Regions from separate parts of the Homo sapiens genome. Here region 2 is linked to region 1. A link is a loop called in an ENCODE intact Hi-C map of the cell type or tissue named here. Cell type or tissue: gastrocnemius medialis. All regions are shown on one strand. Links, peaks and the distances in the headings refer to the core of each region. The heading gives the core; the rest is flanking DNA. Region 1 overlaps LOC105371321 (a long non-coding RNA gene). Region 2 overlaps PRMT7 (protein arginine methyltransferase 7).

Region 1 (6,698 bases), core at 1,051-6,050:
TTTTCGTGTCCATGAGAACTTGGAGCCAGGAATAAAAAGCACAAGCGGCAGAGATGACAGCTCCTTGCCACATGTCCCACCTCTCTCCACTCCAAGGGTTCACTCTATAGCCACAGAGAGATGGGAAAGAAATGTGTCAAAGAATTCATGTCAGACACACATGGAGTGGGAGATTGTTTTTGATTACTTGTTTGTTTGTTTGTTTGTTTGTTTGTTTTTTGTGAGACAGAGTCTTGCTCTGTCTTCCAGGCTGAAGTGCAGTGGTGCAATCTCAGCTCACCACAAGCTCTGCCTCCTGGGTTCAAGAGATTCTCCAGCCTCAGCCTCCCTCGTAGCTGAGATTACAGGTGTGCACCACCACGCCTGACTAATTTTTGTGCTTTTAGTAGAGACATGGTTCCACCTTGAGGGCCAGGCTTGTCTCGAACTCCTGACCTCAGGTGATCCACCCGCCTCAGCCTCCCAAGGTGCTGGGATTACAGACGCCCGGCCTGTTGTTGATTATTTCTGAAAAGCCTCAGAAAAACCTCTTCCCCAAACTAGCCACCATAAGGCAAGATGGTGATTTATTAAGCATGAGTTGGACTGGCTTAGCTCTCCTGGTTGGCTAAAATTGGCCAGAAAAATAAAGTAATTTGTGGTTGTCAGATTCTAAATTAAATGATTCAAATACTACTGTGGCTGATTAAAAGGCTTTATTCAATTTCCTCCTGACCACATGCTCTCCTGTGAGACCAGGAGATACTGTTTCTAGAAGAAATGCACTATTTGGAGCCTGTTGATCTAATCTAATGGATGGTGGTTATTAAATATGGTCTCCCTACTTTTTTCTAAATGAAAGGTGAGACTAAAGAAGGAGGAAGAAATGACTCCCTGTTTGTTTAACTATGAATGATTCTCTCTTGCCAGGTTTCTGGGTAGCAGCCTCTACAGTGAACCAGGGTGGATACCTAAGACATTTTTAAGTACCCTTAAAAGACCTCTAGGCAACCATAACAAAGGTCAACAAATGAAACTCAAGCATGAATAAACAGGAAGAAGAGTCTAGGATTGTAGCCGACCATCTAATGGTGCAGTGCATCACCCACGGTACCCGCTGAAGGGACAGTCTTGTGCCGGCCATCTCAGTGCCCTCCCTTCTTGGCCTTGCTGATTAGACCCCAAGGGAACCAGGACACAAGGCGGCCAATCCAGAGATGTATCATGTGCCCTGGCGGAAGACAGATGAGCTGGCTTAGGAACATGAATGAGGAACTCCAGCAATGAGGAGGTTAGCAGCTGATGCAGGCATTGAAAGGGGGAGAGAAAGAGGTCAGAGAGAGACCACGTGACTCTGGGAGAGCGCTGGAGTAACCAGCTGGCCCCTAGAGTGGGCCTTACTCTGGTCCAGGCTCTGTCTGGACCAGTTTGTTGCACTCATCTTGAAAGCAAGCTCAGCCCTTCTTCTTTTTAAAAAAAATTTTATTTCTTTACTTTTTTTTGAGACAGGGTCTTGCTCTGTCACTCAGGCTGGAGTGCAGTGGCACTAGCAAAGCTCGCTGCAGCCTCAACTTCCTGGGTTCAAGGGATCCTCCCACCTCAGCCTCCCAAGTAGCTGGGACCACAGGCAAGTACCACCATGCTCATCTGATTTTTATTTGCTTATTTTAAAATTTATTTTATTTTTTTCTGAAATAGGGTTTCACTCTGTCACCCAGGCTGGAGTGCAGTGGCACCATCTCCACTCACTGCAACCTCTGCCTCCCAGGCTCAAGCGATTCTCCTGCCTGCCAGGTGAGTAGCTGGGACTTCAGCCGCGCATGACCAGGCCTGGCTAATGTCTGTATTTGTAGTAGAGATGAAGTTTTGCCAAGTTGGCCAGGCTGATCTCAAGCTCCTGGTCTCAAGTGATCCTCCCACTTCGGCCTCCCAAAGTGCTGGGATTACAGGTGTGAGCCACTGCTCCCAGCCTGCAGCCCTTCTTAAGGTGGCCTAAGCAGGACTCAAAGGAGCCCAGCTGACCCCAGGAATCAACAGAAGATTTTCAGCAGGAACCACAGAGCAGTTCACCACCATATAAAACACAGCGGCTTTTGGAGAGTGAGTTGTGTAATCTACAAGGGATATCATGAGGCCAGACCACGGGGCAGGAAATGGCCCTTTGACCAAAGCAAGGAGGAGGATGGCAGTCTCTGGGGAAGAATGGGGCTCACCTCCCTGCGGCCACCTCCCACTAACCTCACCTCTATGCTTCTGTCTCTGGAGGAAAGGATGCCACAGCCTGGCCCTCCTACCCCAGGCCAACAGACAAGGGGGCTCACAGAAGCGAAGCTTGCTTTGAACTCCAAGTACCTCCAAGGTCTGGTAAGACAGCATGACCTTGGACCTTGGAAGGGAGCACAGATGGAAACACACCCAGGCCCTGGCTTGGCCCATCGATAGGTGCAGGATCCCTCATCTGGGATTCCCTTGGTTTATTGAATGAATTTGTTTCCATTTACACTTTGGTTTTAGCCAGTGTATATTTTTCATTATGTTAAGAATTGGTCTCATGTAGTGAATAAGGCCATAGGCCTTGGTGCCAGGCTGTTGGGTGAGTTTCTGGCCCTGCTACTTACTGTGTGGCCGTGACCTAGTCACTTAGCCTCTCAGTGCCTCAGTTTACGCATCTGTAGAATGGGAACAATCTGCCTCTCCCTAGTGTCATTGTTTGTGAGATTAAAGGATCTGTCTGTCCTGTGCCACGGCTTGCAACAGATTCTGCCCATGTCAATATCAGCTTGATGGTTTATTGGACATTTGTGTTTCTTTTCTCTTCTTTTTCTTTTCTTTTCTTTCTTTTATTTTTATTTTTATTTTTATTTTTTCTTGAGACAGAGTTTTGCTATTGTCACCCAGGCTGGAGTGCAATGGCCTGATCTTAGCTCACTGCAACCTCAACCTCCGCCTCCTGGGTTCAAGTGATTCTCCTGCCTCAGCCTCCTGAGTAGCTGGGATTACAGGCGCCCGCCACCACATCCAGCTAATTTGTGTATTTTTAGTAGAGACGGGGTTTCACCATGTTGGCCAGGCTGGTCTCAAACTCCTGACCTTGTGATCTGCCCACCTCAGCTTCCCATAGTGCTGGGATTACAAGCGTGAGCCACCGCGCCCGGCCCTTGTGTTTCATTTCAAATGCTTCTGTCCCGGCCCTTTGACCGTTTTTTTATGGGGGATGTTTTTCCGGTTGACAAGTAGGAGTTCTTAACCGCCAGCGCCCTCCTCCGTCTGCGCTGCGCAGCTGAGGCCCGTACAACCTGCAGGGGGCGCCCGGGGCTCGCGCTGCCTCGACGCGGTGGCCCGTGGGTGTCCGGGCCGGAGAACTCCAGATCCGAGTGCGTCCTCTTGGTCCACGAGCCTCCTCCCTCTCCCTTACCCAAGGACAGTGAGCTGGAGCGCGGGCGGCTGGACGCGTAGCGCAGCCTTCGCAACGGGTCTTTTTTCGTCCCACTTTTTATGGGACCTTGGGCTTCCAAACCGACGTTGGATGGTTTGTCAGCGGATACTTTCACCGCCCACAGCAAACTTGCAGAGCCAAGCGGGCTGTTCTCCGGAGGCTCTCGGAGGACGCCCCCTGCCAGCTGCCGGCATCTGGGGGAGAGGGACAGCATTTGGGGTGGGAAATGAAGTTCTGGTTTTGCACATTTACTGGCCTACACTGGCGTCTCACTGTGACCTAGAAACTGGAGATGGAGGCTAGGGGTGGGAGTTGAGGAGCCAGAGGCTGTGGGGCGGGGGTTCCCACTGGGATCGGTTGGTGGGGTCACCAAGCAACAGCTCCCCATCAGGCAGAGGCCTTAGACGGCAGCATCATGGGCGACGGATGGAGACCATGGGATTCAGGGGCCTGAGAGGGAGGCAATGGGATGGCCACAGAATGCAGCCAGAAATGAAGGGACAAAGAAATCCCTGGGGCTGCAGACCAGTGGCCTCTGTGGTGGCCAAGGGTGAGGGAGACACAGGGCGCTAGGTATGGCAGAGGTGCCACCCTAAAGGCCAAGACTGTACAGGGCTGGACCTGGCAGCACCCGGAGAGGGACCAAGGAAGTTTGTGATCTGGACGATGACATAGGTCGTTCTTACCCATCACAGTTACCCAAGATGAAGGGAGGTCCCTGAGCTGAGAAAAGGGCTGGGCGCCTGCCTGTAATCCCAGTGCTTTGGGGGGCCGAGGTGGGAGGCCAGGAGTTCAAGCCTGCAGTGAGCCATGATCATGCCACTGTACTCCAGCCTGAGTCACAGAGTGAGACTCTGTCTCTAAAAAAAAAAAAAAGAAGAAGAAGAAGAAGAAAAAAAAAACAGACTGGGCGTGGTGGCTCCAGCCTGTAATCCCAACCCTTTGGGAGGCCAAGGCTGGCAGATGGCTTGAGCCCAGGAGTTCAAAACCAGCCTGGGCAACATAGTGAGACTCTGTCTCTACAAAAAATGCAAAAATGAGCCGGGCGCAGTGGTGTGCACCTGTGGGCCCAGCTACTTGAGAAGCTGAGGCGGGAGGATGTTTTGAGCCTGGGAGGCTGAGGTTGCAGTGAGCCAAGATCGCCCATTGCACTCCAGCCTGGGAAAAACTGGGGAGAGAAAAAGTGAGCCAAGCCCCAGAGCAAGGGCTGGGAAGGGAGAACAGCAAGCAGGAGCCTCAAAAACTGGGGCGGTGGGGACGGGGGGTGTGAAGGGGGTGGGATTGTTCAAAGGCACAGGAGCAGTGGTTTCCAGGGATACTGGGGGGTCTGGAGAAGGGACAGCAACTCCCAGGAGATGTGGGGAAGCTGTGGCCAGCAGGGGACAGCTGCAAAGCAGGAGATGGAAGGCTGAGGATGTGTCTGTAACAGATGGCCCCTGCTTTCCAGGGCGTGGAGGACAGCACTTGGGGAGTGGGTGAGAAGACAGGAGACTTCAGTGGGTGGGAGGACAAGATGGGGTGACCAAGAGTGTGAGGGTGGAAGTCTGGACAGGACCCTGGGCTCATCACATGGGCCTCCGGGCAGAACCAGGGCAGCAGAGCCTCCACTCACAGCCTGGACACCAGCCTCTCCTTGGAAGAACCCATCTCCTATTAAGAACCCTGTGGCACAGTGGATCATGCCTGTAATCCCAGCACTTTGGGAGGCCGAGGTGGGCGGATCACCTGAGGTCAGGAGTTGGAGACCAGCCTGGCTAACACGGCAAAACCCCATCTCTACTAAAAATGCAAAAATTAGCCGGGCATTCTGGGCGCCTGTAATCCCAGCTACACGGGAGGCTGAGGCTGGAGAATCACTTGAACCTGGAACCTGGGAGGTGGAGGTTGCAGTGAGCCAAGATCGTGCCATTGCACTCTAGCCTGGTCGACAAGAGCGAAACTCCATCTCAAAAACAAAAAACAAAAAACAAAACCAACAACCCTGCACTATGACGGGTCCTTAAGGAGTGAGTCATGGGCTCTCACTGCACACCAAGGAGCCCCACATGTGAAAATGCTTCTAGAAACATTGAGTGCTTGTAAAGACCTACTGCTGGGCATATTGGCCCTATTAGAGGGAACATTTTATCACACGAAGGCACAGGTAGGTTGTTTCATGGTAATTGCTTTCCTAAACCATAGAGAAAAACGCATCACAAACCCAGCACAGTTAACTAAAGTGGTCACATTCCTCTTCTTTGATTTAAAGCTATTTAGAAATATTAGCAACTGACTTTGCCTCCAGGTTGTCGGTGCTTTTTTTTCTCGACTGTAACTTTTTCTTTTGAATCCCATGAAATATCCTGAGTACACCAGGAGGGAGGAATGAAAATATGTTTGCATTTCCAGCTCTGCAGCCAACTGCTACTCAGACAATACCCTCAATGTGTAACCTGGGAGTTTAATATTCTCAAATATTTATAATTACGCAGAAACAGCCCGAAGAAATGTTCAGCTTCTTCACAGCTGGATAATTATCTACATTCAATGTTCACAACCTCAGAGCTGCTTCTCAGAGTTTGGGGTGCCTCTCTGCCACTTGGGCATGCAGAGTACATGGGTTCTGTGGGCAGATTCCTAACGGGGCATAGAAGTGGCATGGGGAGATCCCATGCCAGCGTGCTCTCTCTCTCTCTCTCAAGAGTCCTGCTCTGTGGTACAGGCTGGAGTGCAGTGGTACAATCATTGCTCACGGTAGCCTCGAACTCCTGGGCTCAAGCAGTCCTCCCACCTCAGCCTCCCGAGTAGCTGGGACCACAGACGCATGCCACCGCACTTGGTTATTATTTTTTAAAATTTCAATAGGTTTTGGGGGAACAGGTAGTGTTTGGTTACAAGGATATGTTCTTTAGCGGTGATTTCTGAGATTTTGATGCACCCATCACCCAAGCAGTCTACACTGTACCCAATGTGTAGTCTTTTATCCCTCACGCCTCTCCCATTTTTTTTTCGGACTAATTAAAAAAAAATTTTTTTTTTCGTAGAGACGAGATCTTACTTTGTTGCCTAGGCTGGTCTTGAACTCCTGGCCTCAAGCAATCCTCCCACCTCAGCCTCCCAAAGTGCTGGGATTACAGGGGGAAGAAAGGCTCAATCATTCCCAGCAAATTCTGTAATGGACCCATGAATAAAGTCCTACATTGAAGAGTCCCTGCGGAAGTGTCTCATGGAGTCCCAGATGCTCCCCACAAAAGGATGCTGTGGTCAAAGCAGCGCTGCCTCTGTCTGCCTTTGGAGAGGCACC
Region 2 (6,698 bases), core at 577-5,576, 160 kb after region 1:
CACAAGGACAAGCGGGTAGAGCAGATGAAGCCTGCAGGGAGACCGTGGGAGTAACGACGAGGTTGCTGGCAGAAGCAGTTTCAGGGCCCGGAAGCCTGACTGCAGCAGGAAGCCGTGGACGGGGAATGAAGACAGGAGTGCGGTGGAGAGGAAAGGACATGCTCTGCTCCTAGGAACCCCAAGAGAGCTGCTCTGTCCTGACCTGAAGGAGCAGAGATGAGGCTGAGCTAAGAGCAGTACAGCCAGGTGTGGTGGCTCATGCCTGTAACCCCGACACTTTGGGAGGCTGAGACTGGCAGATCGCATGAGCCCAGGAGTTCAAGACCAGCCTGGGCCACATGATGAAACGCTGACTCTACAAAAAATACAAAAATTAGCCAGGCATAATGGCACATGCCTACAGTCCCAGCTACTCGGGAGAGGTGGGAGGATCGCTTGAGGCTGGAAGGTCGAGGCTGCAGTAAGCCAAGATCGTGCCACTGCACTCCAGCCTGGACGACAGCGCGAGACCCCATTTTCAAAAAAAAAAAAAAAAAAAAAAAAAAAAGAGCAGTGCAACCATCTGCTCACCGGGCAGCTCCATGAAAGCTTCACCACACCCTTGATGGTGGGAGCTCGTAGGAGGTAAGGTTGCATGTGGAGGACCCACTGTGAGACTCCAGGGACAGGGTGGGGCCTGGGCTACTTCAGTGCCGTGCTGACCACCCTAACACAGCCCAGCGTGGCCAAAAGGCTCCCGCTACTCACCTTTCTGCCCTGTAGGTCCTCATTTGTTAATAATTCCGGCCGTTTCTCTATGATGTTAATTTTATCTTCCAAGTGGTTAGCCTTGAAGATCTTAGAAAGAAAACCGTAAAATTACTGTATTCATACTAAAGTATTGTGTTTGTCAGGAAAAAAAAATCTCTCAAAGTTGCATTCTCCGCTTTGAATTTTCCGGCAAATGGTTCTGGAACACCACTTTTATCTGCTTTGTGGAAAAATCCTCTCCTTGGGGGGCATCCTATAGACCACGGATGAGATCAGGAGCACAATGTGATAAAAGCAAAAGAAATTTCTCCCGCATGTGCACACCAGGACTCAGTGCGAGCCTGCAGTTCTGGTGAAGGGAGTTCCCCTTTGGAGAGGAAATCAAACCAGTTACTGGCCAGGGAGAGAAATGCCATCTCCCATCAGGCTGTGAGCACTGGCTCCCTCAGCACTGATGTCCCAGAAACACATCCTACATTTAATTCTACCGCAACAGTAGCTTATGTGAAGTGAGGAAAAAAGCCTAAACTTCTTCAGACACAAAAAAACAAAGCAGAGTGCAAATGCCTGCCTCTATTTCAGTGACAGCTCCCAAGGCCTCTGGCTGCTCTCCAGGCAGCAACCAAGACAACACAGGGGTGCAAGCGAGCCACCACTCCTTTGTTCCCCTGGGGCCAATGCCACTTCAAAGCCATCAACCCAGACCCCACAGGTCCTCTCACTATTTCAGCAACAACAATTCTCACTTACTTTTCTCAACAGTTTGTGAGAAGCTGCTGAACTCTCGACTGTAAACACCTAGAGGGAACACCACGCTATTAGTTGTAAGATATTCACTTAACAGAGAAGAAATTAAAGATTAAAATGCGACAAGACCATCCTAAGACAGAGGACACACCTGAACAACCCTCCCTGCCCTCATTCCCTCCCTGGGGCAGCCTGAACACCAGCTCTGAGGCCTGACGCCTGCCTGCACGCACAGGCAATAAACCCCCCAGCCCCTGACCCGAGCATGCTGTGCCCACAACAGTGGCCTTTGCAAAGAGCCTTGATCACAGAATTGTGCACCCGGACCACGCAATGCTCTAACTCACAAGCCCACATCAGGAGGCTGACAAGGGTGCATGTCAGTACCTGCTCCACCCCCAGGTGATGGGCCAGCACGGAGAGCAGGCTGCCATCGCTGACACACAGGCACACGCTGTCTGGCTTCAGCACCTGCGGGGAACAGGCAAGCTCAGCACAGGGCTTCCTCCAGTTTGCCAGAAGATTCCTGCTGGCAAGCTGTCAGAAATACTTCCCTTCTCACTCCACTTGCCCAGACCTCAGACCATCCCCCTGCGTCCTCATGCAGTAACCACCCCCAGCCACAAACATGCCCGCCTTGCTCACATCTCCCCACCTGTCCCCAGTGTCAGGAAAGACACCCCTCAACCCAGCCTAGAGGCCCCGCTGAAGGCCTGCACCACCTGCAGGCCACCTTCCAGTCCATGACAACAGGCTTCTTCCCTGTCTGGTTAGAGCACAGACAGCTGAGAGCCTCCAAGGCTTGAGTGTTCACAATTGACTGCCCAAAGGCAAGGATGCCTTTCTGGGTGACAGACCCCTCTGAGAGAAACTCAGGATGGCTTGGATCCTCCCCCCATCCCCCAAAATGCACACATTCACACCTATTTCTGTACACACCCCCAAGGGCCTCAAGAGACCCTCCCTCTAAGCCCCATCTGTAATCCCCAAGCCGAGTCCCCTGCTACAGGTAGCAGGGAGCAAAGGTTTTCAGGCAGGAGAGCGACATGATCAGATTTACATCTTAGAAAATTTTAGAAAGGTGACAACACATGAAAAGAGGGGGTGGCCTAATCCACCGTGACCACCCACAGCAATGACTGTGTCTGACAAGGCAAAGGTGTCCAGCAGGAGCCCAGCCAGAGGCTCTCCCAGTAGAGCAGAGAGCAAGCCCTCAGGAAGTCCAGCCCCAGGCTCTCCCGCTTTCTGCTCCAGTGCCCACCCAGGAGGCGCTCGCTGAAGCCACTCATAGACAAGAGGACACAGGAAAGAAACAGCAAATCATAAGCAAAGTGCTGGGGTTCATGGGACAAACTTCTTTCTCCCTTTTCCCCACAACAAGCCAAGGGGCTGGACACTTACGGTCCTCAGAGCCTGGACGTATCGATCAGTTCTGTCCTGGTCATTGATCTCTCCAAACCGAGGCCGGTTCCAGAGCAGGTGAGCCTGGCAGTCACACACGGGGCGCATCTGGCGGACTCTCTCATTCTTTTCAGGGCTAGGCCAGGAGATGAACAAACAGACGTGGGCTGTGAGCGCCTCCACAGGTCTCCAGAGGGCATGAATCTGGACACTGGTCTCCAGTAGGCATGAGGGCTTAGAGCACCCGCTAATTCCAGACTTTTCCTACGCATCTGCTCTAAACAGATTCCAGCAACCCATGACAGCCTCTCCTGGGTACACACGAATGGGCACTGACACACTGGTCACAAATCTTTGTTCTTATGTTATTCTGTCCAGACACAAATCAACCCACTGGCACCTCCAGAGGATCTGTAAATGGGGAATTTACATACAAGTCTCAGAGGCTCATCCTCCACCCCCACGAGGCTCGACGTACCTGGTCCTCTGCAGGCTGTACCATACGCAGTAGTCATCGTGGTGGGCTACCAGATAGAGCGCTGAGCCCTGCACCACAGGCTCCTCTTGTGGCAGGAAGTACACACACTGCATCCAGTGGTCCCGCCACTGAAACGGAGAACAGAGTCAGCTGTCAACGAGCTGCAGTATGAGCAATGCTTCTAATCCAGGAGCCAAATGCCAGAGAACTGCCAGTTTTCAGGACGTCCACAATGTAGACTACAGCTGGCTATTGTGGCCAAGGAGATAAATAAACTCTAAACTCAGAGGCCAGTGGCCCAAAAGTTTGCGGGAACCCTGCTGGCTTTAGGAAGACACAATGTGGCCAAGAGCAGCAATCTGCCAGAGTGGCTCAGGGGAGGGGACAAGTGCAGGCTCCAGTCCCCACCCCATCAGAGTAGCACCAAAGCTCTCTCTTCAACACGTAGAGCTGTGCTGAATGTTTCCTTTGAAGGAAAAAAATTGGTTTAAACCTAGTGGTTTAAGGGGAACCTTTTCAGAACAGTCCATGGCACGCATTCCAAAGGCTTTAACGTACTCGGAATTTACAAAACAGTCAGACTCAATGCACTAAACCTAACTGGATCGTAGACTGAGGAAACAAAAGCTATCAAGGACTTCTGGAGACAAATTTTATTTTGAACCATATGTTAGACGATACTATGGAACCACTGTTTTTCTTAGGTGTGATCATGTGTTTCATTTATGTTGCAGACTGTTTTCATTCTTGGGAGATAAGTGTTGAAGTATTTAAAAGTAAAGTGTCAGATGTCTGCAACTTACTTTCAAATGATTTAGCAATAAAAAAAAAAAATGTGCATGCCCGTGTGTGTGTGTGTGTGTGTGTGTAGAGATGCAGGAAGGGAGGCAGAAAGACAAAGATAAAGCAGATGTGGCAAACGTTAACAACTGGTAAATTTAAATTAATAAAGCGACCATCAGTGTTCATTTTCACTTATTCTGTGGATATATAATTTTTCAAAATAAAAAGGTGGGAAAATACAAAAAGGTTTTGGCTTATTCTTTGAATTAAATTGAAGTATTTAAATAACTGAATATTCTAAATTGTGAAACATGGTTGACAATGATCCACGGTCAATTTTTAATAAGCTGTGCTAGTCCTTACTACAAACCCCACATACAGGTTTCTATCCTAAGAAAACCCCAAAAGAAAAAAAAAAGTTATATTCACATAAAAATGCAAATCACAGAATTATTTATACCAGCAAAAACTGGAACCCACCCAAATGGCCAGCACTCAGAACGGGATATAAACCCTCGTGCAGAATACGGACAGACATCTTAAACGCTGCTGCTGAAGGCCACGGGGCCCGGAACAGAGATGAGCACCGATGACACCCACGCGTTTGGAGAGAGACCAAACAAAGGGAGCTATTTTGAGTGAAAGGGAGGACCATGAGTGATATTTTTATTTTATATAATGAGGTTTATTTCGCTCATAATTGTTAAGCCTCTTTTTGAAAAAGGAAGAACTGCCCTAAAAAGTAGATGCCAGCTGGACACGGTGGCTCATGCCTGTAATCCCAACAATTTGGGAGGCCGAGGCTGGCAAATCGTTTGAGGCCAGGTGTACGGGACCAGCCTGGGTAACATACCAGTGACACCCATTTCTACAAAAAACACAAGATTAGCCATGCATAGTGGCAAGTGCCTGTAGTCCCAGCTACTCAGGAGGCTGAGGTGGGAGGATCGCTTGTGCCCAGGAGTTCACAGTTGCAGTGAGCTAAGAGGTGCCACCACAATCCAACCTGAGCAATAAAGCAAGACCCTGTCTCTAACAAACAAAAACAGGAGATGCCTGGCTCAACTCTGATGAGACGACTGCCTGCTCATTCTGTCACCTTCAGGAACTAAGAAAAACTTGGCCCTGTGGGACTCCAAGAGCACAGGTAAGGAATGTGCCCACCCACCTGGTCTTTAATTTAACAAAAAGGCAGGAGAATGACATTCCCACACGCTTAAGACGCTTACTTGAACATAAAAACTAGAAAATGAAAATCTGACCAGATATGTTCTGGAAAAATAAATAGTAACAGGAATAACACAGGTTCTTTTAAACCTTTTATTCATTCCCACACTATGCAAATGCATGTGAAGAAGACAGGAGAACCCTTTCCCGACCCCTCCTAGGCTCCCATGGCACTGCCCTGTCATCATGTCCTTCCCATACTACCTACCACAGGGACCTCCTGGGTCCTAACGTTGAGGAGCTGGTGACAGAACCCACTGTGCCAAGGTGGGACAGACTAAATATACTTAGGATCAAAGCAGTTACATGAATTCATGAGGGAGATTCATTAGCAGCTTTCAAATTTCCAATCCAAAAGTCAACGCTGGTAGAGAAACAACACAAGACCCACAGTCAAGAGACCAGGGGCAGGACCCACTCTACTGCTCCTGGACACAAGGCCCCGCTCCAATCCCTGGAGCCTGCTGAGTCCCGGGTTGGCTATGGTTGTGGTTACCTTGTTTGTCTACTAAGAGGATTCAAGGAGAAAAAATACATAGTAGCGCTCCGAAGATATGCAAATTAAAAGTACTAACTTTTTTTTTTTTTGAGACGGAGTTTCGCTCTTGTTGCCCAGGCTGGAGGGCAATGGTGCAGTCTCAGCTTACTGCAACCTCCACCTCCCAGGTTGAAGTGATTCTCCTGCCTCAGCCCTGTAGCTGGGATTACAGGCGCCTGCCACCATGCCCGGCTAATTTTCTTTGTATTTTTAGTAGAGACAGGGTTTCAACATGTTAGCCAGGCTGGTCTTGAACTCCTGACCTCAGGTGATCCACCTGCCTTGGCCTCCCAAGTGCTGGGATTATAGGAGTGAGCCACCGGCCAAAAGTACTAACATTTTAATGCTATTCTTATGCTAATTCTGCAACACAGTCTTAGGAAGAATGTGACGCGGTGCCAATCTCAACTCTGTGGGTGAATTCAGAGTGACACACACACAGCCTGCAGAGGGATGCTGGCAGGCCCTGGCTGGACACACACACACCCGGGGCCAGGCACCTGGAAGGTGGAGGGGAGACTAGGAAGCTCACATACTTCTTAGTCTCACATGCTGCTGTCGGTATGGGTACGCTGATTGACAGCAATTCCCCAGCAGTCACAACCCTTCGGCCTAAACAGTAACTCTGGGAATGGGGTAGGTGAAGCTGCTAAGGCCTTCCATAATGTTGTGGACACCTAGAACCAGCAGGTGAGCATTCAACACAAAGCCAGGGGTTAAGGCCAGGCAGGCTGGACCATGGACAAAGGATGGTGCCTGAGGCGCTCCTGGGTA

What was found. A loop is a pair of places that touch in the nucleus more often than their neighbours do. Peaks named below come from ENCODE experiments on the same cell type or tissue, not always from the same donor. Only the 100,000 strongest peaks of a DNase experiment are listed, where the experiment ranks them.
Region 2: it touches region 1 in a loop (23-fold over the local background); 1 of 110 quality-filtered maps calls a loop at or near these places.

Annotation. Positions count from the first base shown.
Region 1 is chr16:68,506,930-68,513,627 of GRCh38, reverse strand. It overlaps LOC105371321 (a long non-coding RNA gene), which reads left to right. Exons shown (of 4, transcript XR_933693.3): 3 at 910-1,270; 4 at 1,489-1,519. Among named protein-coding and RNA genes, the nearest start is that of ZFP90, 29 kb to the left of the region's middle. RefSeq lists an enhancer at 5,103-5,603. In gastrocnemius medialis, for the core only: a CTCF peak has its summit at 3,272 (motif pointing right); a DNase peak (open chromatin) is centred at 3,282; H3K4me3 peaks cover 667 bases; H3K27me3 peaks cover 586 bases.
Region 2 is chr16:68,342,481-68,349,178 of GRCh38, reverse strand. It overlaps PRMT7 (protein arginine methyltransferase 7), which reads right to left. Exons shown (of 19, transcript NM_019023.5): 10 at 3,377-3,504; 11 at 2,899-3,034; 12 at 1,885-1,968; 13 at 1,501-1,548; 14 at 748-837. Among named protein-coding and RNA genes, the nearest start is that of PRMT7, 35 kb to the right of the region's middle. RefSeq lists an enhancer at 1-475. In gastrocnemius medialis, for the core only: a CTCF peak has its summit at 3,215; DNase peaks (open chromatin) are centred at 1,932, 3,085, 3,518 and 4,712; H3K27ac peaks cover 3,745 bases.